3 separate regions of the Homo sapiens genome follow, and all the other regions are linked to region 2. The links are chromatin loops, found by intact Hi-C in ENCODE. Cell type or tissue: dorsolateral prefrontal cortex. All regions are shown on one strand.

The links. Hi-C counts contacts between places; a loop is a spot of excess contacts. Peaks named below come from ENCODE experiments on the same cell type or tissue, not always from the same donor. Only the 100,000 strongest peaks of a DNase experiment are listed, where the experiment ranks them.
Region 1: a loop joins it to region 2, with 8 times the contacts of the local background. A loop is called at or near these places in 97 of 110 quality-filtered maps.
Region 3: it touches region 2 in a loop (10-fold over the local background); 3 of 110 quality-filtered maps call a loop at or near these places.

What each region holds. Positions count from the first base shown.
Region 1 is chr15:92,073,323-92,081,322 of GRCh38, reverse strand. All of the region lies in intron 2 of SLCO3A1 (solute carrier organic anion transporter family member 3A1), which reads right to left. Among named protein-coding and RNA genes, the nearest start is that of SLCO3A1, 220 kb to the right of the region's middle. In dorsolateral prefrontal cortex, CTCF peaks have their summits at 3,573 and 3,773 (motif pointing right); a DNase peak (open chromatin) is centred at 3,792; H3K27ac peaks cover 945 bases.
Region 2 is chr15:91,849,816-91,857,815 of GRCh38, reverse strand. It overlaps SLCO3A1 (solute carrier organic anion transporter family member 3A1), which reads right to left and starts at 4,108. Exons shown (of 10, transcript NM_013272.4): 1 at 3,728-4,108. The coding sequence starts at 3,907. RefSeq lists silencers at 4,504-4,643, 4,512-4,686. In dorsolateral prefrontal cortex, CTCF peaks have their summits at 1,627, 4,617 and 7,962 (motif pointing left); DNase peaks (open chromatin) are centred at 1,621, 3,565, 4,165 and 4,875; H3K4me3 peaks cover 5,391 bases; H3K27ac peaks cover 6,749 bases.
Region 3 is chr15:91,555,874-91,563,873 of GRCh38, reverse strand. No RefSeq gene overlaps it. Among named protein-coding and RNA genes, the nearest start is that of CRAT37, 97 kb to the right of the region's middle. In dorsolateral prefrontal cortex, no CTCF peak of the experiment used is centred here; a DNase peak (open chromatin) is centred at 4,623; H3K27ac peaks cover 6,753 bases.

The DNA of each region.
Region 1 (8,000 bases), 220 kb before region 2:
CACTGACCAAAGAAATAGCTGGTACCCAAAATGCATTTGGGAGGTAAAGAGTAGAATGATGGTTACCAGAGGCTGGGAAGGGGGCAGGGGAGGTGGGGATGGTTAATGGGTGCAAAAATATAGACAGGATGAATAAACTCTAGTATCTGATATTGCAACAGGGTGACTACAGTCAACAGTAATTTATTTTACATTTAAAAATAACTGAAAGAGTATCACTGGAATGTCGGTAACACAAAGAAATGATAAATGCTTGAGGTGATGATGGATACCCCATTTACCTTGATGTGATTATTGCACATTGTAGGCCTGTGTCAAAAAATCTCACGTACCCCATACACACACACACACACACACACACACACACACACACACACACACACAGCTACTATGTATCCATAAAAATGAAAAATACCTACCTTCCCCCGCCCAAAAAAAATGCATCTGGGCACATGGGCTAAAGGAAGAATATGGACACAATTTGATATTCACCCTGGAAGGTGGAGGGGCAGCCATTCACCAAATGTGGCCAGACCAAAGTCACTGAGCATGGTGACAGAACCCAAATCTCTCGTAAAGCCAGCCAAAGCAGCACTGTATGCCGCCACGAGTGTGAGCACTCAGCACAGAACTCTGCCTGGTGTACCCCGTGTGGCCTCTGGGGCACCGAGTATGGCCCCTACTGCTGTCTGGTATGGGCATGGGCCTTGCTTATGCTGGTCTTCAACCCAGTTTCTCCTTCTCCTCCAGGGCCCTAGCGGTGCATCAAAAACTGATCCTCCATTCAAAGCCTGCCTTAAATACCACCTCCTCCAAGGGGCCTTCCTAGATTTTCTCTCATCCTTCACCTTCTCTCTTCTGTCATAGTACGTGACCTGAGACTTTTTCTATAGTTCTGCTTCTAGTTGGACTGGAGGAAAAAAAAAAAAAAACTCCATGTATTGGGCTTGCCATAATAATTGTAGGCTCGGGAAAAGCAGAGACCCTGTTTAAAAAAACACAAAAATCACCTTTTCCATAGGGGCAGTACAGCCCTGGAGGAGGGACTCCGTGTGTGTTGAACTGTAAACTGATTACTACCCAGGCCTGGGAGGGGTAGGAAGCCCTGGCCTCATGGAGAATAATTTGTATAACGATATCCCACAAAGCTAGACGACTTCAGGATGCTCGGGGAGGATCTGCAGTTGGTCAAAGCCGCAGCTGTTGCCACTCTGGGCTTCTCAACCTAGCTGAAAGAGGCATCTTTTCTTTCTCTCCAGGCCCAGCCAGGCCTTACCAGGGTGAAGGCACATGCCTCTCTGGCTGGCTAGCCGCAGGCCGGAAATCCATCCAGAGAAACAACAGCTTGTGCCTTCCTGAAGGGCCCGCATTCTGTGTGTGAGCCCAGTGGGGTCCTCCCAGAAGCTCTCTAGGGACATCCTCTCAGATGCAGGTTTTGCAGGCTCCCTGCTGTCCACACCCAAGCCCCCAGCAAGGGGCAGTGCAGAGACCGCAGGACCTTGTGTCTAGTTCAGGCTTCAAAGCTCTGCAGGACAACTTAGCAACAGCAGGAGGCTGTGCTCGAGGCACTCACCCCTCAAAGCCTCAGCAGCTCCATCTGGAAAACAGGGCAGTCACCTGCCCTGCTCTCCCCCTATTACGGGCTGGACTGTGTCCCCTCAAATCCATGTTGAAGCCCTGGCCGCGGGAACCTCAGCACGTGATTGTGTTCAGAGATAGGGCTTTTAAAGAGATTATTACATTACAATGAGGCCCTTAGATGGGCCCTAATCTGATGGGTGTCCTTAGGGATTTGGACCCAGAGACACCAAGGAAGCTCAGGTACAGAGGACAGACCGTGTGAGGGCACAGTGAGAAGCTGGCCGTCTGCTGGCCAAGGAGAGAGTTCTTAAGAGACCCATGGCCAACACTACCATCTCAGGCTTCCAGCCTCCAAAACTGTAAGAAAATGAGTGTCTGTTGTTGAAGCCACCCAGTCTATGGCATGTTGTTATGGCAGCCCCAGGAGACTAACACAGCTCCCAAGACCAGAGTGGGGATCATGTGGGCCAACACTTGAGAGGGTACTTGGAAGCTGTGGTGTGCCCCCTAGTGGCATGGAGTACTAGATGCATGTGGTGGGCCATCCAACGTGAATGCAGCCATCCCAGGGCCCCCAGATGTCAGGATAAAATCAGCACCTTCATGGGCATTGCTCCCTGGTTAGGACTGGCCGGGTGGAAAACTGCCAGGGAGCTCTGACCTGTGGGACCATTTTACTCATTATCGCTGGACCCCCTCACCGTGCCTAGCAAAGGGCAGGCTTGGAAATAAGTTTCCTAAACGTGGTACACAAGATAAACTGTTTCTCACAGGGCGCAAGCTCGAGTATGGCAGATGAGTCACAGGACATCAGTGAGGGAAATATCCCCATTCATAGCGTAGGGCCAGAGCTGGGTTTTGAGGCAGGTCTGTTGCTAGTGAGGATGACGGTGCTGATGCCTAGTGAGCTGAGGGCTGAGTTCTAGCACATTCCATGTACTACCTCATTTAATCGTCGCCACAACCCTATGCGCAGATACACTCCCATTTTAACGTAAGGAAACTGAGACACAGAGAGATGAAGTAACGTGCCCAGTGATACATGTACAGTAAGTGGGAAGCTGAAATAAAAACAAAGCAGAGGACTAAAGAAAGGGGAGGAAGAACAGGAAGAAGGCAGGAACAGCCTGGGCAAAGCAGGAACAGCCTGGGCAAAGGCAGAGGTGTGGGAGAGCCCCAAGATGTGAGGCAGACAGTAGACGGAGACCCTTGCAAACAAGAAGAGTCAGTGGTGTGGCTGTGTAGGAGATGGCTGGGCTGCAGCTGCCCGCGGAGGTGCGCCGAGGTCAGGCTATGACCTGCCTACAGCAAGAAGCACAGCAGCTCCTGGGCTCAGGTGTGTCCTGCTCAGGCTATGTGGCCTCAGGGAGACACCTGCTATGGAGTGCTGCTGTGGAGGTCCCTGAGGCTCGGAAAACCTTGGGGATGAGCCCAGGCCTCAAGGGCAAGACCCAAGTCAGGCCCTGTGCTAGCCAGCTCTGGTGCTCCCAAAAGCCAACTTGTGTAGTTCCCAGTTATTTCTCACTCTCATTCACTAGCATGCTCAGGTGTTCACTCAATGGGGATATAGCGAACTAACTCGGTTTCTGCTGCTCCACAGTGGAAAGCCCACTGCTACCTCGAGATCCAGCTCTGTTGATGCCATGAATAATGGCAACAACAAAATCATTCTTAATTAAATACCCGCCATGTGCTAGGGCCTTTAGACACTGCATAGAATGTAATCCTCACAACCCCGAGAGGCAGGTGTCTTCACCATCAGTTTATAAATGAAGAAATGGAGGCACAGAAAAGTTACATTACCAGCCTGTGGCCACACAACTGCGTAGGAGCCCAGGTCCTGCAGGATCCTGCACTTCCTCCCACTCAGAAAGGGGAAATGGCAGCAGAAGGTTGAGGGCTTTGGAAATCCCTCTAACTCTAAGCTAATTTTAGAGAAATCTAATTAATTCCAAAGGAACCAGCGCCTGCAGAGTGCTGAAGAACCTGCTCAGAGCCATATCCCTGCTGGCTCTGGGAAGCCCAGGGTCCTGAGGGAGACAGAACTGAGCTTTAGTGGCATGGGGCCTCTACTTGGGACTCCACCCCGCACCTACAGTGTGGGGGATCTCTGGACCTTAGTTTATCCATCCTCACCTCGTGCTCCACCACCAGTGGAAATGGCGGCAAAGGCTCAGGTGCTTCCTCTTGTCACCAGAGGGAGCCAGACGCTTTCTCATGCCAGGGAATGCCTGCCTCACTGGTGTGGCTGAAGCAGTGCAGTTCAAGGTAGGAGGGTCACCAGCTCCTCTGAGGGTGGCTCCCCCGCCTGTAGGAGGACACGGCGGGGCAAATGACTCTGTGGGAGTCTGTGGTAATCAGTGAAGGTCCTCACGCCGTGTCTGTCAAAAAAATGACCATCTCCGAAAAGCCCAAGAAGGGAAGGGAGGCCTGCTATTACCCCAACCACAGGGTAATAGAAGGACCCATATCAGGGACCTCCCTGATATGGTTTCGCTGTGTCCCCACCCAAATCTCATCTTGAATTGTAGCTCCCATAATTCCCACGGGTCGTGGGAGGGACCCCATGGGAGGTAACTGAATAATGGGGGTGGTTACCCTCATGCTGTTCTCACGATAGGGAGTTCTCACGAGTTCTGATGGGTTTATACGGGGCTTTTCTCCATTTTGTTCAGCACTTCTCTCTCCTGCCACCATGTGAAGAAGGAAGTGATTGCTTCTTCTTCTGCCATGATTGTAAGTTTCCTGATGCTTTCCCAGCCATCCTGAACTGTGAGTGAATTAAATCTCTTTTCTTTATAAATTATGCAGTTGTAGGTGTGTCTTTATTAGCAGCATGAGAATGGACTAATACACTCCCCAATCTCATACAGTCCGTACTTGACTCGGTTCATCTTCCCAAAACATATTAAATCACACTCATCCCCTATTTTAAACCCTCACAGGCTTCCTGACTCCATGCCAGGCTGTGCGACTACAGGCAGATGGGGCTCTGAGTGCAGGTGGGGACCTGGCTCAGGGCCTCCCTCCGAGTGTGTGCTGACTGGTGGGGATTGCCCTGGCTGGTGTACGGTGCTGGTGTACAGTGTCCAAGGAGGCCCGTGAGCACCAGAGTGAGGCTCAGCAGAATGAGAATCAGGCTCTGGGGGCAGAGTGGGTGGGCTAGCGGCAGGTCCCTGGGGCACTGTCTATCCGTGGATTCATGCCCAGGCCCCATGCAGGAGCAAATGAGTAGAGACTCAGTGATCATGCATAGGGCACAAGATAGGGATGGGAGCTGGGGTTCCAGGATAAAGCAGAAATCCTAACATCAAAACTACGTCCTGCATCCGGGGAAAGTACTGAACATGCAGCAGAACATAGGCTGCATCAGCAGAAATCCCTCCTATCTAGAGGCAGGGTTGGTGTCCTGAGGTTCTGACTGGGAAGGGCAGACTGCAGAGGTGCTAGCCAGGTTGGCACCAGCTGCACGCAACCGATGCATTCTCACCCCTTTCCAACCTCACCTCCAGCGGGGCCCCTACACCATGGGTTTTGTTTGACGAACGGTGGAAAACAGTCAAGATGTGAGTCAAATGCAAATTTCACCCTGATTTTATCACTAAGGGGGACACGGCCGCTTGCTGACATGACAGTCGGCTGATTTTGAAGCCTGGTGAAAACTAAGGATGGATTATTAAACTCTGGATTTATGTGTTCTGCAAGCAGGGAGCTGTCACTGTCAGAAGTCGACAGAGTTTAGCAGGAACAAGTCACGCCAGACCAACTTCATTTCCTCTGCAGTTTTCTGATAGGAACAGGATGCTGATTAGATTGAAGACAAGTCATAAACACATTATACTGTGAGGCAAGTACAGACTGGACAAAAACACTCACTCACTATATGAGAGAGGGAACCATGCATGATGCTGAGACACAGAACTGGCGGAACCATCTCAAAGCCGTGGAGCAGATGTGTGAAGTCCTGTGGAGCAGGATGGAGGTCTTGGCCAGTGTGCCAAAGGGTCACTCCTATCCCATTCTCTGCATGTGGGATGGATACACTGGCATGTTATGCCCATTTGAGAGGGAAGATTCATACACTAGAGGTAGACTGAGGATTCAACATGGCCAAACTATCTGTCTGAAAGGGAGCCAGCATTCGCCTGCAAGCACTTTAGGATGGGCTGAGGAAGGTATGGAGCAAGAGCTCATCAAGGCAGGAAGAGCTGCAGCGGAATGGAGCTTCAGCATGAGTTCCCACCAGTGATGCACTTATCCCAAATGCCCATGCAACCTCCGTGGCATTAACAGAGTCAGGGTTACAAAGGGGCAGCCCCCATATTCTCATAGAGTCAGCTGCCAGTGTGGTCAGTCTGGAATGTGACATTTAGAGGGGGCCATACCATGCTGGATTACCTCCTGGAGGGGCTTTTGGGAGAAGTAAGGATCTAGAAGCCGTGCCATGTAATAACTAAAGGACTGGAGAAGTTTAGCCCCAGAAAACACAATGAGCAGGCAGCAAGGCTGGAACACTGTCATGGGGAATAAAAGCTTAAGCACCAAGTTTCCCTCCAGAAGCCAGAGTCGGATTCAGGATGCAGTCATAAGATAGCAGGTGACAAGGAACATGGAGCACGGGGGACTGGCTGTCTTCAGAGGGGTAGTGAGCTGCTCACCACCAAGGGTATTCAGGTGGAGGCCAAGTGCCCAGGTATCAGGGTTGAAGGGAAGGGCATTCCTGCTGGGTGATAGGAAGGCAGACTGGAGAGTCCCCAAGTCTGAACAAACTGCCAAAACTTTCTCAAGCATCTCACCATCCCAGGCATCCAGAGGACCCGGAATCCACCTCACTGTTGGCTCTATGCCACGGGTGTGAAGTACTTTCCTGAAGGGGCAGAAGTGATTACACTCAGCACAGGGAGGAAGCAGGATGTGGGGCTGCCTACCAGAAAGCCATGTCAGCTCCTGGCCACCCCCCACCGCCCTGCTTGTCAGCTCTCTCGAGATTCCCAGACTGAATCAACATGAGTTGCTTAATTTCTCTGCGTCTCTGTCCTGGAAGATGGCTTTTCTGGAAAACTCATCCTTGCAGGCAGTGTGTTCCTCTAGAGAAATCTGAGCATCGGGGTTCTAACTCACAGGCTGGAAAATGGAGGCCAGGTATTGCTGAGGAATGTCTCCTCTAAAAAAGGTAACAAGACAGACTGGTAAATAGCAGACCTTCAGGGCATACCACGTTCACCTGGGCAGATCACCTGGTGAGGTCCTTAAGGCCCACCTGAGACCAGAACTGGAGAAACGATCCTCATAATTGGAACAAACAATATGAGCTTTATTCTTCTGGAAGATCACTTCTGGTTCTGTTTGCAGATGAAGGAGAGGGAAGAGACAAATTGTGCACAGCAGGGAAGCAAAGTCAGCCTCTGACTGCATCTTTCGGGTTGGTGTTAACTGAATGGCTCAGACTTCCTGCATCAGCAATGGGCAGGCAGCAACTGGGCCTTTAAAAAAAATTATAAGGAAAATGACTGTTTAGTTCTGACACATGACAGGCTGGCTTGAAAGAAGATAGGTTCTCTTTATTTTTTCAGAAGGAGTTTCACTCTTGTCGCCCAGGCTGGAGTACACTGGGACGATCTTGGCTCACTGCAACCTCTGCCTCCTCGGTTCAAGCAATTCTCCTGCCTCAGCCTCCCAAGTAGCTGGGATTACAGGTGCCTGACACCATGCCCAGCTAATTTTTTGTACTTTTAGTAGAGACGGGGGTTTCACCATGTTGGCCAGGTTGGTCTTAAACTCCTGACCTCAGGTGATCCACCTGCCTTGGCCTCCCAAAGTGCTGGGATTACAGGCGTGAGCCACGGTGCCTGACCTCGAGCATAGGTTCTCTTAAAGCAGTGGTTCTTAACCAGTGGCAACTTTGCCCGCCAGGGAACACTGAGCCATGTCTGAAGACAGTTTTGCTTGTCACAATGGGCTGGGGTTGCTGCTGGCATCTGGTGAGTAAAGGCCAAAAATGCCACTGAACCTGCAATGCACAGGGCAGTCTCCACAACAAATAATTATCCGTTCTAAAATGTCACTAGATGAGATGGAGTTGAGAAACTACTCAAAAGCCACCGAAGTGCAATTGATCTCAAAGCCTTGCTTGGCACACAGTCCACTTGTGGTGTAAGCAGGAAAGGATGTGGGGAGCTCACTGGGATCTGTTTAATATGGCTTGTCATTTGGTACTTAGAATTGAATAGGCTTGAAGAATGCTCTCTTTTCTGCCAAAGGAAAAGATGAAAACCTGAACCCTACAATTCTAGAGCTCTTGGCTTTCTTTGAAAGCCAGAATTAACTTTCTTGTCCACTGGTTCAGGAACCAACCCTTCTGTGAAGTCAGAAGTGTTTCCATAACATCTCAACACCTTTTCCACGGGGTAGAATGTCGT
Region 2 (8,000 bases):
AACTAATCATCTAGAAGTGTCAGAGGCTTTAATTTCCTGTACACACCCTTATCTACTCCAGTCCTCAGTAATTTGATACCACACAGAAACCTCTATATGCAGGGCTACCCTCAGCGAGTGGCTTAAAACATTTTAGGGGGTCTCTGCAAAACACCAATAGGCACACACAAAATGACTTTCTCCCCATGCAGTTCTCATATGCCTGCATCTTCTCCAACCAGTCCAAGACTTAAGCACATGTTACATCCTTGCAAACAGGACTGGAGCCACTCGAAGCCAAAACCCAAGTAGAAGAAAATTAAATTGCATTCTCTGTTCCATACAAAATGACTATCAAACCGAGCAGGCCTCTCCTCTTATGCTGCAAAAATTATGTCATAGCCAGTCAGGAGGTTTAGGTGACTATGATGGAACATCCCTGTGACTATTGGTTTATCTGAAGCATGGTTTCCAGTTAAGATGTTTGTAACCGTAATAGATTTCAGAATCCACAGTTGGCCCAGGTTGCACCTGGGTTACTTTATCTAGATCACTGAGTCTGGCTTTCAGGATCAGTGTCTTTCTGTACTGCCTGACACCAAGGCAAAAGTTGCAGGCCCCCAGCCTAGCCTAACAATTGATGGCCTTATATACAATACAGTTTTCCTTTGAGTTTCCTCCCTGGGCAGGTTCTTGGTGGAAAACAAACACATGCATACATACACACACACACAGACACACACACACATTTTCTCTCTCTCTCTCTCACACACACACACACACACACACACACACACACACACACACGAGTCCTCCTTCTCAAAGTTGCTTCTTAAATCACAGGCAACCTTCTGCTTCAGTTCTGCAGTTGGGAAGCCTACACTAGTGTCATTCAGGACACTGAGAAATTTGTCTTTTCAGAAAAAAATAAGGAAATGAAACTGCAATATTTTAAGGCACCTGGGGAGATGAAATAAGAAGGTGGACTCTGGGAATCTAATAGGAAATAACATCGTTGGCATAGAATTTGTAACCACCCTCCTCTCTGTGAAAGGGAGCATTACTGGCACTGTCCCAAGGCAAGTCCTTCCTCAAGTATCTGGAAATGCCTCATTAGAGAGGCAGGCTGATTGCCAAGGTAAGGATCACGTATAACGCACACTTAGCACGTGGACCCTGCCCTGTGGTCCCCTACAGACACAAGGTCTCAGGTTTCCTAAGAAAGCCATGATGAATTAAAAGGAAGAAATGTGCCTTTCCTGCAAACAGCCTGCAATATTTCATTCTCCAATTATCCACAGAGAAGTCTCGCATGGCTGAAGGAGCAAACTTTTTTTCCCCATCTCCCAAATAACAGATGAAGAGAAAACTCTGAAGTGGCCCAGAAGAGCAAAGCCCATAGCAAGCTGCGTCAGTCAACCCTGACAAGCCAACTATTTATTTTCATGAGGCTCCGATGGCAAGGCAAAGACGAGGGCAGCCGGGCAAAGCAGAGCCCTTAGAGCCTTATGCCTCCACTCCTAGTAATCAAAATGAATTCAATTTCCTAGGCCTGTCCTCTCCTGGGCCTCCAGCTGCTTTCTGCAAGTCACCTGTTGACTCCTGTTACCCTACCCCACCCAACCAGGCTTTCCATCAGCGAAGGCTAGAAGTGCCAGGATGCCGCCACCAGGTGGACCGAATTCCTCCTCTGCTTGCCATTCCCCTGTTCTGGGATTAAAGTCAACCTCCTATCTCCTGGGGCCAGCCCTGCCTCCAGAAGTCCACCACTCCAGGAGTACTCGGCTTCTTAACTTTCTAAAGGAGCTAGGCCATTCATCTAGTTGCAGCCCAGCTTCATTTATTTGTCAAATCCTTAGATCACTGCAACCGAAAAATAGTAAGCCCACGCTTTTATCACTCCTGGGGTGAAAAGTTCTGCGGGTGTTTGCCACACATGAATAATGCACTCTACCGAGCAAAATTGGTTTGAGGCAAACAAACCGTTAAAGTGGAGGCAGCTGTTGATATACTAATTACCTCCTTCTAAACATAGACCCGGTTAGGTATTATGTACTTTGCATATGTCACAGTACAGACCCACATATATTTTATTAATGTGAATTTGCATCTCTGTAATACATGTACTTATTTAAATATTTTAACAGTTAAATTTCCCCTAAGGAAGTGCCGATAAACTGACTCCCAAAACACAATTATCCCCTATCCCTCAAATTCCAAGGGCTAATAGGTACTGTCTGCAACTGCATATTATAACTATAGACACAATAAGTGTATTTTATAGAACAGAAAACAAGGTATGCTTTTGACTACAGGGTTCACTTGCAGTCTACAAGTTACGAATGCACAAGACAGAGACCGGGATGTAAACGCTTTTCGTCTCAGAATGAGCAACAGAAATGTATTTGATTTTCAAAAGCCCTGAAATTCTGTCACCCCAGGAACAGAGCTGAGTTTGAAGACCCCCTCTCTCACAACCACCTAACTTCCTCAACACCGGAGACCAAGCACTGCTTGTATTTCCCTTTAACAGTGAGCCCTGAGCCTTAAGAGATAGTTTATGAATGGTATACAGCCCCCAGCGTCTGGCCCTCATGAACTTTACCCCAAGGCCAGGAATGAGGGATTAATCATAGCATCAGGATACGCGTGGTTCTATCTCTGGATGTGGTTATTCAATGGCCAAAATCTTGTCCAATTCTATCTCCATCAAACTTGCTCAGGAATACTCAAAGTCTATGACATTTGATTCCAGTTGCGGGTCAATAGCCAAGTAATGATTTAACACTATAAACTCTCAAAAAAAATTTCCCGTTTAGACAGGACTGTACTTAGGTGTGGAAGCACGCTCTCTGGAACTCAAGTTGCGACCACCTGAGCAGAGGAGGCGAAAGCGACAAAGTAGGTACCTGACAGTGCTGAGTCATTACAAGCTGTTTCCTCTGAAATGTTACGCACCCATGGGCCCTCTGAGCATTAACATCCCCTTTCTGGAGGCAAATAAAATACATATTCATTGTGGAAAATGGTGCAACCTTCTGTAGGCGACAGACCACGATGGGGAATTTAGCACTAAGAGTGGATAGCAGGAACTACACAAACTCGCAGCTGCTCTCTAGGTACCGTAACTTTATCCCAGACGCTCAAAGAGGGCTATAGGGATACCGGGTGGCAATATTCCCCCTGCAGCCCCGGCTCAGGCCAGGGCCACACTAGGGCGCATTTCACTCTAAGCTGTTATATCCCCCTGTAATTGGCGGATGTAGAAAGCGCCCGGAGAAAATGATGCATAATAGATTTGTTCTCGAGGAGGATGCAATGGAGAGTAGAGGACGCAGGATGCTAACTGGTTTTTCTTCCCATGTGCAGGTCACCTGAAAACCCCGACGCTTTTTCGTTCCTCTCCAAGGAGAACCCTGAACTCACCGTCTCGCTCCGCTCTTATGGGGGGAGAGGAATAGTTTCACGCCCACCTGCCCGCCGCCTCTCCTCCCCCGGCACCCCCTGCCCCAGCCGGACGCGCGCGAGCTGCTACCGGCATCAACGGTCCCGCCCGCTACCCGCTCGCTGGCAGCCCCGGCCGGCAGCTCCCCCGGCGGCCGCCTCTGCACCACTCGCCAACCTCCACGCCGGGCCGAGGTCATGCCCGCCTGCCCCCAGCGCCGGGCGGCCCCCTCGTCGGGCCAGGCGGCCGCTCGAGAGCCGGGCTGGGGAAGGGGCCCGCGGCGGAGTTGGCTCGGGGACTCACCAGGTAGGCGCCCACCGTGCCCTGCGCCAGCATCAGGGCGCACTCGGACACCAGGAAGATCTTGATGTTGGAAAAGCAGGACACCTTCTTTTTCTTTTTCTTGTTCCTCTGCGCCTCGTCCCCCTGCAGCTCGCCGCTCCGGCCGCCGCCCGACGAACCGCCCGGCTTCTTCCCCTGCATCCTTCCCCCGCCGCCGCCGCCGCCGCCGCCGCTGCCGCTTTCCCGCTCGCCCCGGGTGTCGGGGCCGCTGCCGGGCGGGGGTGCGCGCCTCGAGGCTGCGTGCTGTCCCCGCCCCGGGTTCGCGGCGGCCGCCCCCGTCCTGCCGGGGCTGGAGAGGTGGAAGGCACAGCTCCTCGCCGCCGCCGCCGCCGCCGCGATCGCCCCTTCCTCCTCCTCCTCCCCCGCCTCCGCCCTCCCCTGGCCTCCTCCTCCGGCTCCGGCTGTGCCAATCACAGGGGCTCGTCGCGCCGCCCGCCGCCGCCGCTGCCTCGCCTCCCGCGGCCGCCCGCCGCTGCCATCGCCCGGTTCCCCTTGCCCGCCGGCCGCGCCTGCTCTCACCCCCTCAGCCCCAGCCCCAAGGCCTGGGCCTGGGCCGCCGCTGCGCGCCCTCGCCGAGCCGCTCCTCGCTGCCGGTGCGCCCCCGGGGAGGCACGGGAGGCGGGCTTGGGATGCGGAGGGCGGCCCGGCGGCCGAGGCTGGGAGGGTCCGGCTGCCGGGAGAACTGGGGAGACCCGGAGTCCTTGCGGAGTAAGGGGGGTGCCCCTGAGGGCGGGAGGCGGCGCCCGGCCCCTAGGTGGCGCTGCGGGGCACGGGGCCCCGCGGCGGAGACTGGCGGCTCTGCGCCGGGCGCGGAGATGGGGTGCGGAGGCGCCCCCGCGGGGCTGGGACCCGGCGCTCGGGAACCCGGGTGCCCAGGCCTCAGAGGGCAGGCTGTTCCCAGGAAGGGAGAATACTGAGTACCCAGGAAGGGCTTGGCGCGCGCTCTTCTCCGCCCGGGGATTTCTGGGGACAGATGTTGTGCTCTGGGTCTTGGGGAGGTGCCAGAGGTCAGAGCTGCTTGAGGCTTCTGCCGCCTGCCGGTTTCTGCCCCAGCTGTCCCCGGCCACAGGGGGTGTTGAAAAGGCCCCAGACCGAAAGGACAGAAAGGGGAAGTTAGAGGAATACGTCGGGAGCCCCACGGACCGTTAGTGCCCCAGCCTCGGTGTCCAGGCGCTGCAAGATCGCCGCGGCCCCAGCAGAGGGCCTTCTCCGGCCCTTCATCCGCCCAGGGCCCCGCTGCTGGAGCGCTCAGCAAGCGGCCAGCCGCAGGCCTGCTGGGTCCCCACCCGTCCCCTGGCTCTGTGGCCCTGGCCACCATCCTCGGCCTTGACCTGAATGCCTGGCCCATGGCAGCCGCTCCTAATTACTCCCCACTCTCACCGTTACCAAGGAGTGTGGGCCACAGGGCACTACCAATAGGATCTGCTAGTTCTCAACTGCAGCGTTTGGAAGCTGAGAGAAAAGCTCAGAGGGCTGGACAGGTACCAGGAAACAGCACCTTCCACCTGGGCCATTGGGGGACTCAAGGAATCATTTAAAACGGTTTCCTTAATAATTGTGTCAAAGAAAATGACCCACTCTCCCAAGCGCCTGTGTCCAAATGCAGGCTCAACTTCAAAACTGAATAGCAATGAACCCGACCATATTTTTCCTTTCTCCCGAAGAACTTGAATGAGAATGGAGGGTGTAATGGTGGGGATGTTGTTTTGCCATGGCATTTAAATATAAACTGCTTCATCCTTCTGTGGCTCCAGACGTGATCTCACCCAGGCTTGGTGTCGCTTTGAGATGCCCTCACCTTGTCTAGGCCACCTCCTATCTGAATTGGCTCCCCCCACACTTGAAGTCTCTTCCCGTCTTCCCCACTTCCTGAATCAGTGGTCACACCATTCCCGGCCAGTCCTATAATGAGAATCCTTACTGCCCCCTTCTTTCTTCCCCACACCCTCCTATCACTCGGAGCCAACTTCTCTGCAGGATCTTTATGTCCCCCTCTTTCCCTCCCCATCACTTTGCTTCATGGGCTACCTCCCCACTTCCTCCTGAGAAGACCCTTGACAAGCTAGCTCTGTTCCCTGCCTCTGTGACGGTAAGCTGCAAAGCTGAGCTGAGACTTGTCTACGAATGGTGACCCCATTGCTAATGAAATGTGCGGAGTGCTTTATAGTCTTCAACTCTTATTTACATTCTTTGTAATAACAAGAGCTAATGTTTACTGTGTGCTTATTATGGCCAGACACCATTCTCAGTGCTTCACCCGCATTTACAACGTAATCCTCACAGCAATCCTCTAAACCAGATACTATTATTAGCCTTGTTTTACAGATGAGACAACTGAGGCCTAGAAAGGTTAACCTGACCAGTGTCACTTGTCTAGTAAGTGGCAGGGCAAGTCTTTGAAAACCAGGTTGTCTGCCATCATAGCCCAGGTTCTTTATAACTACATACATATTATCTCGTTTATCACGCAGTGTGGTTCATCTGATGGGGAGGCTGGGACTTATGTTGTTCCTCTTTTATAAAGCTGGAAAGGAACAAAACTTGCATCCATGTCCAGCCCTTTTTGTTCTTTTTTGTTTGTTTGTTTGTTTGAGATGGAGTTTCGCTCTTGTTGCCCAGGCTGGAGTGCAATGGTGCGATCTCGGCCCATGGCAACCTCCACCTCCCGGGTTTCAGTGATTCTCCTGCCTCAGCCTCTGGAGTAGCTGGAATTACAGACGTGCCACCACACCCGGCTAATTTTGTATTTTTAATAGAGACGGGGTTTCTTAATGTTGGTCAGGCTGGTCTCGAACTCTGATCTCAGGTGATCCACCTGCCTCAGCCTCCCAAAGTGCTGGGATTACAGGCATGAGCCACCACGCCCGGCCAGCCCTTTTTGTTCTATGCCACAATGCCTCATGTACAGACTGAGAAGGGCACAGCCTTCTTTCAGCTTAACCATTTATTTTAGATTAAAAAATTAGCTGTCTTTAGAGAAATCACACACTTTTGCTGTCAGATAAAGGATTTCGGATTAGGGTTGTGGATTCTTCCTATAATTAATGGTAAGCAGCCATGAAAGTAATCCTGGTGCCTGAAGCCTAAAGAATCATCAAAGTCAGCCTCAGGGAAATCAGGCTGCGGCCTCACAACAGTCAGAAAGAAGGAATTTAACAAGTTCAACTCCCTTCCTTCTTTGCTCATCCTTTATTTACTTGTAGATCAGGGCTCCAGGGATGATAAGGTGGGTTTATGAGCACCAAGTGCTTCTGCTTGGCATTCCCCTAGCCCCGTATGCAGATAGAGGAAGCAGCAGAAAAATAGTAAACATCCTTGTATCTGTACAGCACGTTAATGCTTATGAAGTACTTCTATGTCCTGTATCTCAGCTGAAGCTTACAACAGGGAGAGCTGGTCTTATTAGCCCCTTTTTTTTCTCAAAAGAAACAACAGTAGGTGGATTTTGGGAGCTCACCGCCAGCAAGTGGCAGGAATTGAGTCTACATTTGCCACCCCAAATTGGTGGGAGTGAGAGGTGAAGCCAGCTGGACTTCCTGGGTCGGATGGGGACTTGGAGAACTTTTCTGTCTCACAAGAGCATTGTAAAATGCACCAATCAGCACTCTGTAGCTAGCTAGAGGTTTGTAAAATGCACCAATCAGTGCTCTGTAAAAACGCACCAATCGGTGCTCTGTAGCTAGCTAGAGGTTTGTAAAATGGACCAATCAGCACTCTGAAAAATGGACCAATCAGCAGGACATGAGTGGGGACAAATAAGGGAACAAAAGCTGCCCCACCCCCCCCCCCCCCCACGCTGTGGAAGCTTTGTTCTTTTGCTCTTCACAATAAATCTTGCTGCTACTCACTCTTTGGGTCCGTGCCACCTTTAAGAGCTGTAACACTCACCGCAAAGGTCCGCAGCTTCATTCTTGAAGTCAGCGAGACCACGAACCCACAGGAAGGAACCAACTCCTGACACGGGAGCAGGGAGGAGAAAGAAAGGGAGGTAGAGGGGGTTTAACCCTTCCATGAACTGCAGTGCCCCCTCCAACAAGCCTCTGAAATAGACGGTTAACACTCATGTGAGCAGGAAAGCCGACAACTTAAACCCCATTAAAGGCCTCAACTGGGCTTCCTTAAATGTTGCCTTGGAGAAATGCTGTAACCTCCACTTCCATGCTAGGGCCTTTTTCATTCATCTCTCCCTCTAGTGGTGGATGGTGAATTTAGGAAGAGGTTGGTATTATGAATG
Region 3 (8,000 bases), 290 kb after region 2:
AACTGAAAACTGAAGGAAATACAATGGATGTTTTACAGAAAGCCCAATTTGGAAAATAGAAAGGTAGATCAACTGTCTAATGGAACCTCTATTTAAGTGCTATTTTTGCTCATGAACTAAAGGCATTCTATAATCACTTCCTCAATAATCTTCCTTGTAAGGTAACTTTACTAATCGGTTTAAGGAACAGAATGTCAAGATTAGCCCTCTTATGCTACTGACTGGCTTTATAACCTTAGGAGGAAAACCATAGTTCATTGATCCTCTAATACGAGCTAGGTATTGTACTAGGTGCCGTCACTTCAGCAGACATGCATTGATTTGATTCTCCCTTCATGCCAGGCAGAGTAAAGCTCTGGAAATGGGAAGATAAAAAAGATACAACCCTTTCTCTCAAGAGGCTCACAGTCTAGTGACAAACATAACATAGGATACTCAATGCTCTAGTGTAGATAGAGTGTAAGCAATATGGGGCCCTAAGGAGGGAATGGCCGTGTATTATCTCGTTGAATCCTCCTCAGAGGACTCTTAGCCCAATTTAGCAGACCAGGAAACTGAAACTTACAGGAGTTACACAATGTTGGAGAAAAACCACACACCTCCAAAACTTTATGCTCCTTCTACTAAACTAAGGAAGGGAACCTTTAAATCTCGTTTTTTAAAGTGGTAGAATACCACCCTAGTGCAATGAGTAGGTAGGTAAAAAACTGATAAACACTAATACTTACTGAGTACTTACTAGCTTCCAGACATTGTTCTAAGCACGTTGCATGTATTAATTTATTTAATCCTCACACTACCAATTATATTAGGTATCATAATTATCACCCTGATTTTACTAATGAGAAAAATAGGGAAGGAGGATGAAGTAACTTGCTTACTGGGACACAGTTGGCAAGAACTTGTAACAGCAGGATGTGAACCCAGGCAATTTGGCTCTCACATGGAGAGCTGGGGAGTGTCAAAATAAGATTGCAGAATTTTCTAAATAGGAATACTGTGGGCTGGGGTAGGAGTCACAGCTTTTTCTGCACCAGGTCCACTCTGGGTATTCAGTCCTGCCTGAACATTACCACACAAGAAAGACGGGAGAGCTCAAGAACTCACTAGTCAGGAAGGCATAGGAACCCTATGGAAAAGCGTGCATTTTAAGGAAAGTGTGAATTAGCAGAGGGACAGCATTCAAATGCAAGGCTGTGTGCAAACTTCGAAATGCCTGCTCTCTTGGCTTCTGACTCCCAACTGAGCCCTCCCCTCCTCCCTGGAAAAGACTGAGTGTTATGTCCCAAATGGATGGCCACGGGCTTGTGACCTGAGGAAACTTCTGAAGAGTCCACTTTCAGGGTGCTATGAGTTTGGGGGAGAATCACTACAGTTCTCTCTGAGTGTGGTTCCTTGATCTCTCATTATTTCTGGAAATGCACGCTTTTCTCTGCTCTTCCAAAAGGGCCAAAGAAGGGGCTGGCACCTATGAGATATGGATGGTGTCACTATCGAGCTGCCTGGTCCTCAAAGCTCCCCAAGTGAATTCATCTTGGCTTGCTCAGGACTTTCCCAGTTTTAGCACAGAAATTCCTACTTCCCTAGAAATCCCCAAGTCCTGGGCCAGGTCAGGACAGTTGGTCACCTGACCTTGCCCAGACTCTGCCTAGCATCTTACCAACCCACACCTGCAGACTCAGTCTATTAGTATCATCATTTTACCCCTTCCTCCTATTGTGCAACCCCCTGAATTTCCTAGCATTCCAGCTTTACTGGATGTGCCTCCAAACTCTGTAGGCAGTCTCCTAGAGGCTCAGTCTGTGGACAAAATATCACACGTGTGCAGGCATGATCCATTATGAACAGAGTTCCTTTCTGTGTGTCATCTTATAGAACTTGCCAAGAGCCAGTGCAACAGGCTGGTGGGATGTATAAATATTCTGACTTTACAGTCGAGAAAATTATGACTCAGGTGGAGATGACTTGCTGAAAACAACATAGCTATGATGTGGCAGTATTAGGCCCTCCCTTTTCGAGGTCATGGGCTTGGAACCAACTTCCGTTCAAATCCCAGTTAGGTCATTTCAAGCCGTATGATTTTCCACAAGTTACACAACTTTTCCATGTCTTCATTTCCTCATCTGAAATTTGGAATGGCAACCCAGAATTTATTAAATGAAATAAAATAATGTGCGCACATGACAAACGCTTAGAAAACAATGGCTTTTGGAATACTTGGTAACTGAATCCTGCTTTGTTTCTCGTGGGTAGGAGGCATATTTAAATAAAGGATTCTTTGTCAGAGGAAGAGGTTTAAAACCTTTCTCAACTGAGCTTGAATGGATGAATGAGTCAGAAGAGATGTGTAATCCAAGACTGAGAATAGCAAGACCAAAAGAGAAAAACACGTGCCCCTGCTTAGAATAAACTGGAGGTGAAACAAGAAGGGGCAGCGGTTTGGCAGCACCTTGTAGCCCTTTCCAGGAGCTGCTATTCCCCATCGCTGAGTGACCATTCATTTACGCCATTAAAGCAATCTGTTTCTGACCTGCCAGAAGTCTTCTCTGAGGATCACAGAGCACCCACGATTCTCTTACTGCCTGGAACTCTTCTACCTCTGCCAAAGCTTTCAATCCCCCTTTTATTTACAATAACAAACTAGTGTTAGTGAAGTCTTATCACTTCTGTGTATAAAAAGGCAAAGTGCTTAATACTGGGACAAGTACAGTAAACAACATGTGATTATATATCCCCAGTAATTCCATAATCCAGAACTGTGGCTAACACATTCATCACTATACTTTTTTGTTTTGTTTTTTTTTTTTTTAGATGGAGTCTCACTCTGTCACCCAGGCTGGAGTGCAATGGCGCAATCTCGGCTCACTGTAACCTCTGCCTCCCGGGTTTAAGCAATTCTCCTGCCTCAGCCTCCCAAACAGCTGGGACTACAGGCACATGCCACCATGCCCAGCTAATTTTATGTATTTTTTAGTAGAGGCGGGGTTTCACCGTGTTAGCCAGGATGGTCTCGATCTCCTGACATCATGGTCCTCCCAAAGTGCTGGGATTACAACATCACTATACTTTCTTCCAGTATCTTTTCAGTCTGTCTAAGTACATCTGTGTATATGTCTGAGTGTGTGTGCACGCACCTGTGTTTTTCTGAATAGCTCCTTCCCTTAGTCCTTTCTGCTAATAGCATGGCCACCTTTTTCTTTGGAGATGGGTCTTTTCCTTTGAAACATGAGGACCAGAGAAGGGCTCCCAGTTAGAGAGAGGATCCACCCCGCCAGCTGCCTCAGTGATTGATCCTGATATGGTCATGTGATCCAAGCCAGTCCAGCCTGAGTCCATCCCCAGGAATTGTATAAATCCTTGTGATGGGGAAAGTTGATTTTTCTACCTGGCTTCCTAAAATGAGATAATGTTAGCTCAGATCCATCTTAAACCCAAAAAATAAATTAGCATGTTAAAATAGTTTTTAAAAATTTAGGGGAAGAATTGGAAAGGTTAAAATGTTAAATATTAGACAATTGGAATTGTCTAATAAACAAAGTACCTAACGATGTCCACGGCAATTAATAAGATCATCATAATACTGTCATATTATAATGGCTTTCATGTCATTTGAAGCTCGTTTCAAATGTCACTGTTATGTCTCATGTTGGCCCTGTTACATAAATGCTGCTGGGTGGACCAAAAACATTTTCTTTATTAGATTCCAGAGGCAACTGAATGTTGGTGTTATTAAAGGCAATTTGCATGTATAATTCACAGAATGTTTTGCAATCTTTCTGATTTAATGATTCAGTAGAAATGATCAAATAATCCTCTCATCATACCTGTAGAAGATAAATACAATGATCTATTTTTCCATCATAATTTGTCCTTGAAATATACATTTTTGTCACATTATGTTTGAAGTTAAAACCAAGAAGCTTGTACTGCTAAGTGGTTTGTGGGAGGGAAGCAATTGCCTCAGAAGAATTTTTTTAAAAATACTTACACTTTAGGACTATTACTGGAGACAAACTGATTTCAAAATGTTAACAAGATCTATGCCAGGTTCTCTGATCTTTGGATTTACTCTGACTTCCTAAAGTAAATGTGAAGTTTCCATGTTGTGGTTTTCTCCTTTTCTCCTTTTTTTCCCTTTTATGCTATTTATAAGAGGATATTACCTGTCTTATCATAGGACCATACCTCAAACCCAAAACCCCGACGTATGTGGGCTGCCTCTTTTTTCTTATTGGCACAAGGATGGCACTTCAATCTTCCTGCGATGTCCAAGCCAGGGCCACCTTTGCTTAAGGAAATAAAATCTCTTAGAATGGATCCCTTGGCTATCTCCCTCTGTTTATTCTTCCTTGAAGAAGTTAGTTCTCCCTGTCAGTGTGTGGAAGGCAGGCCCACCACAATTCTGAAATAAGCTTCTAATTTAGTATTCATCTTGTTGCTATAAAGAATGTTGAGCCATAAATACCATCAGAGATGGTGAATGATGTTTCAAAATATTTTCAATCAAACAAGATGTAGTTCTTTCCTGAAAGCCAACTCTGAATAAGCTGGCAAAACAAAATACATAATAGATCTTTGGTCCTTTGTTTGGGATGAGATCATACTGGTTGGGACCGCGTGACTGGCAGGGTTATCAAAGAGAGTTCTGTGGTCTTTGTTCACTTAACGCCTATATTAGTTTCCTAGGACTGCTATAACAAGTGACCACAAACTTGGTGGCTTAAAACCATAGGCCTTTACTCTCACAGTTCTGGAGGCCAGAAGTCTGAAATCAAGGTGTCAGTAGGGCCATGTTCCTTCTGAAGTCTTCAGGGGAGAATCCATTCTTTGCCTCTCCCAACTTCTGGGGCCTTTGGGTGTTCTTCGGCTTGTGGCTGTGTAACTCCAGTCTCTGCCTCCATCTTCACTCCTTTCTCCCCCTTCTCAAATTTTCCTCTGTCTTTCTCTTATAAGGACACAGGATTAGATTTAGGCTCCCCTGCCTACAGCCAGAAATTCAGGTGATCTCATCTCATGATCCTTAATTATATCTGCAAAGTTCCTTTTACCAAATAAGATCACATTCATGAAATAAGATCACATTAAAAAAAATTACCTATTTTTTTCGGTTGTGATCATTCAACCCACTAAAATGCCTAATGGTATTTCATTTGAAAAATGCACTGCTGGCCAGGCACAGTGGCTCACGCCTGTAATCCCAGCACTTTGGGAGGCCGAGGCGGGTGGATCATGAGGTCAAGAGATGGAGACAATCCTGGCCAACATGGTGAAACCCCGTCTCTACTAAAAATACAAAAATTAGCTGGGTGTGGTGCTGCATGCCTGTAGTCCTAGCTACTCTGGAGGCTGAGGCAGGAGAATTGCTTGAACCTGGGAAGCAGAGGTTGCAGTGAGCCAAGATCATACCACTGCACTCCAGTGTGGGTGACAGAGCAAGTCTCTGTCTCAAAAAAAAAAACAAAAACAAAAGAAGAAGAAGAAGAAGAAAAATGTATTGTTTGTAAATTCACTTAAACCAGTGTGGTTAGTCATAATTATTACATTATTTTTGCAGTTATTGGTAACATCCAGTAGTTGGGCTCAGGAAAGAGCTTTAGGTTTTCTCTCCCGACTCTTTACTACCTGGTAGTAGTTACAATGGAAGCAAGTCCCAAACAAACCAAATTCTGGCACATGCATGAACATTCATTACCGCCCTAGCACAAGAGTATGTGTCCCACTTGATATGGTTTGGATTCATGGCCCTGCCAAAATCTCATGTGGAATTGGAGGAGGGGCCTGGTGGGAGGTGAGTGGATCATCGGGGCGGATTTCCCCCTTGCTGTTCTCATGACAGCGAGTCAATTCTCACAAGATCTGATGGTTTAAACATGTGTGAAACTTGTCCCTTTGCTTTCTCTCTCTCCTGTTCTGCCATGGTAAGAGGTGCTTTCTTCCCCTTCACCTTCTACCATGATTGTAAGTGTCCTGAGGCCTCCCAGTCATGCTTCCTCTTAAGCCTGCAGAACTCTGAGTCAATTAAAGCTCTTTTATTTGTAAATTACCCAGTCTTAGGTAGTTCTTAATAGCAGTGTGAAAACAGACTAATACACCATTAATCCTGTAACTCAATAAATCGTCCATTTTTGGCCATGTCAGGCGCTTCAACCAGCACCTTGCAAGAACTCACTCACAGAACATACAACAATATTCAGGCAGCAAGATTAAGCTAGCCCTCCCACTCAGGGCTTTTCAAACTGCAGTTTGCATCTCTCTAGTGTGTTCTCGAATGAATTTAGTGGGTTGCAACCAGCAATAAAAATAACAACGAAACAGAGTAGAACTGAATAGACTATAGCATTACATAAAGTGAGGTAAGAAGCACATTCTCTGGAAAATTTTCCTTTCAGTGTGAATGTGTGTGTATGTGTGTGTACTGGGTCATGATGTAAAATATACTTATTACTGTGATCTAAAAAGAATGAGAGATTCTTTCCTAAGTGGAACTGGATACAGAATATAATGGAGTCCTTTGGCCTAAGGCACCACTCTAACAGCTACAGGCTGATGGGCACCTTAGATTCTTGTGGCCCATTATGGAAGGCAGGTTGTTTCTGCATAATTATTTCTAGTCAGTCTACAAAACCACTCATTTTATCAATAAAAAACTATCTTTTATGTCTTTCATGCTAATCAGAAATGTTCTAAAGATAGTTGCAGGCTTGCAGTAGCTTCCGCTAAAACGTTGGCTTCTCATTAAATTCAGTAAAATACTAACTCCCCCTTCAGGGCATATTCCTGATTAGGGCACTTCAACTGTTACTTACCCATATTAAAGTATAAACAAAATAATATATGCTGTATGTGCCGTAATGTGTGTGCATGTGTTTGTGTGTGTGTGTGTGTATCTGCAATACAGACAGCATCAATTATTCTTCCCTGTCACACGGAAGGCTTGCGGGGAAGATAAGCAAGTTAAAAGAAGGTCATAATCTAATACACAGCACAATATTGTGTTATAATGGTTGATATTCAACGTAAAACACAACACCAGAAAATCTACCTCTAGAAGCCTCTCCCACTACTTGAGTTAGCAGATTCATAAACCAAGGCAAGACTAGAGGATTACAAGGGCATAATCGCAAGTCTAAATGTTCAGTCTTAATTCACCAAGTGGTTTCCAGGTTTTCCTATGTCTATGGAGCACTAGCCGGTCCCTAAAAAAAGATAAGTAATTATTTGCTACTTGAAATATAATAAACATGAAAGGCAAAAACTGAGGGCAGATTATGACTTCCATTCTCCACTTTTCCCTGTCCATGAGCTCACCATCTGGAGTTGGTGAGGAATTGCTCTCAGCCTTTGGACATGATACCCAAAGGCTGAGCCCCAGAGCTGTCTCCATAATTTGCAGGGCCCAGTGCGAAATTAAAATGTGAGGTCTCTTGTCCAAAAAGCAGGGGTAAAGCTTGTTTCCTTTTTTCTTTCATCTTTCTCTCAACCTCTCATACTACTTTTTATTTGCTATTTAATTTTGTACCTCCTTGAAAACAGAGAAACTTGAGGGGTGAGCGTTCACCACCCGAGGTGCCTCGGGCCTCACCCTAGGTCTCACAGCACACCTACCAGAGCCCATCCCTTCCTGAGCCTGTCCTCAGGGCAGATGCAGTCCACGGGAAGAGAATGGCTCATTTCAGGGAGGAGGCTGGAGGTAGGACTGCTCCTGAACTTGGCCACCATGCCTCTGGGGCGTGCTCCTTTGTCCCATTGGACTGCACTTACAAAACACAAACAAATCCGATGATAAAATTGTTAAGGATTTCAAGATGGCACCCACAGTCCATTAATTCCCCAACAGGGGCCTTCTTGAGAGTGGAGCCCTATGTGACTGCACAGACCACAAGACAACCCTGGTGAGTATCTGCCACTTCCAAGGCCTCTGGTTTCTGGGGTCTCTTAAATCAAATTTATAATTATTTCCAATACCCTCACCAGAGTCAGTGACAAAAACAAGACTTTAA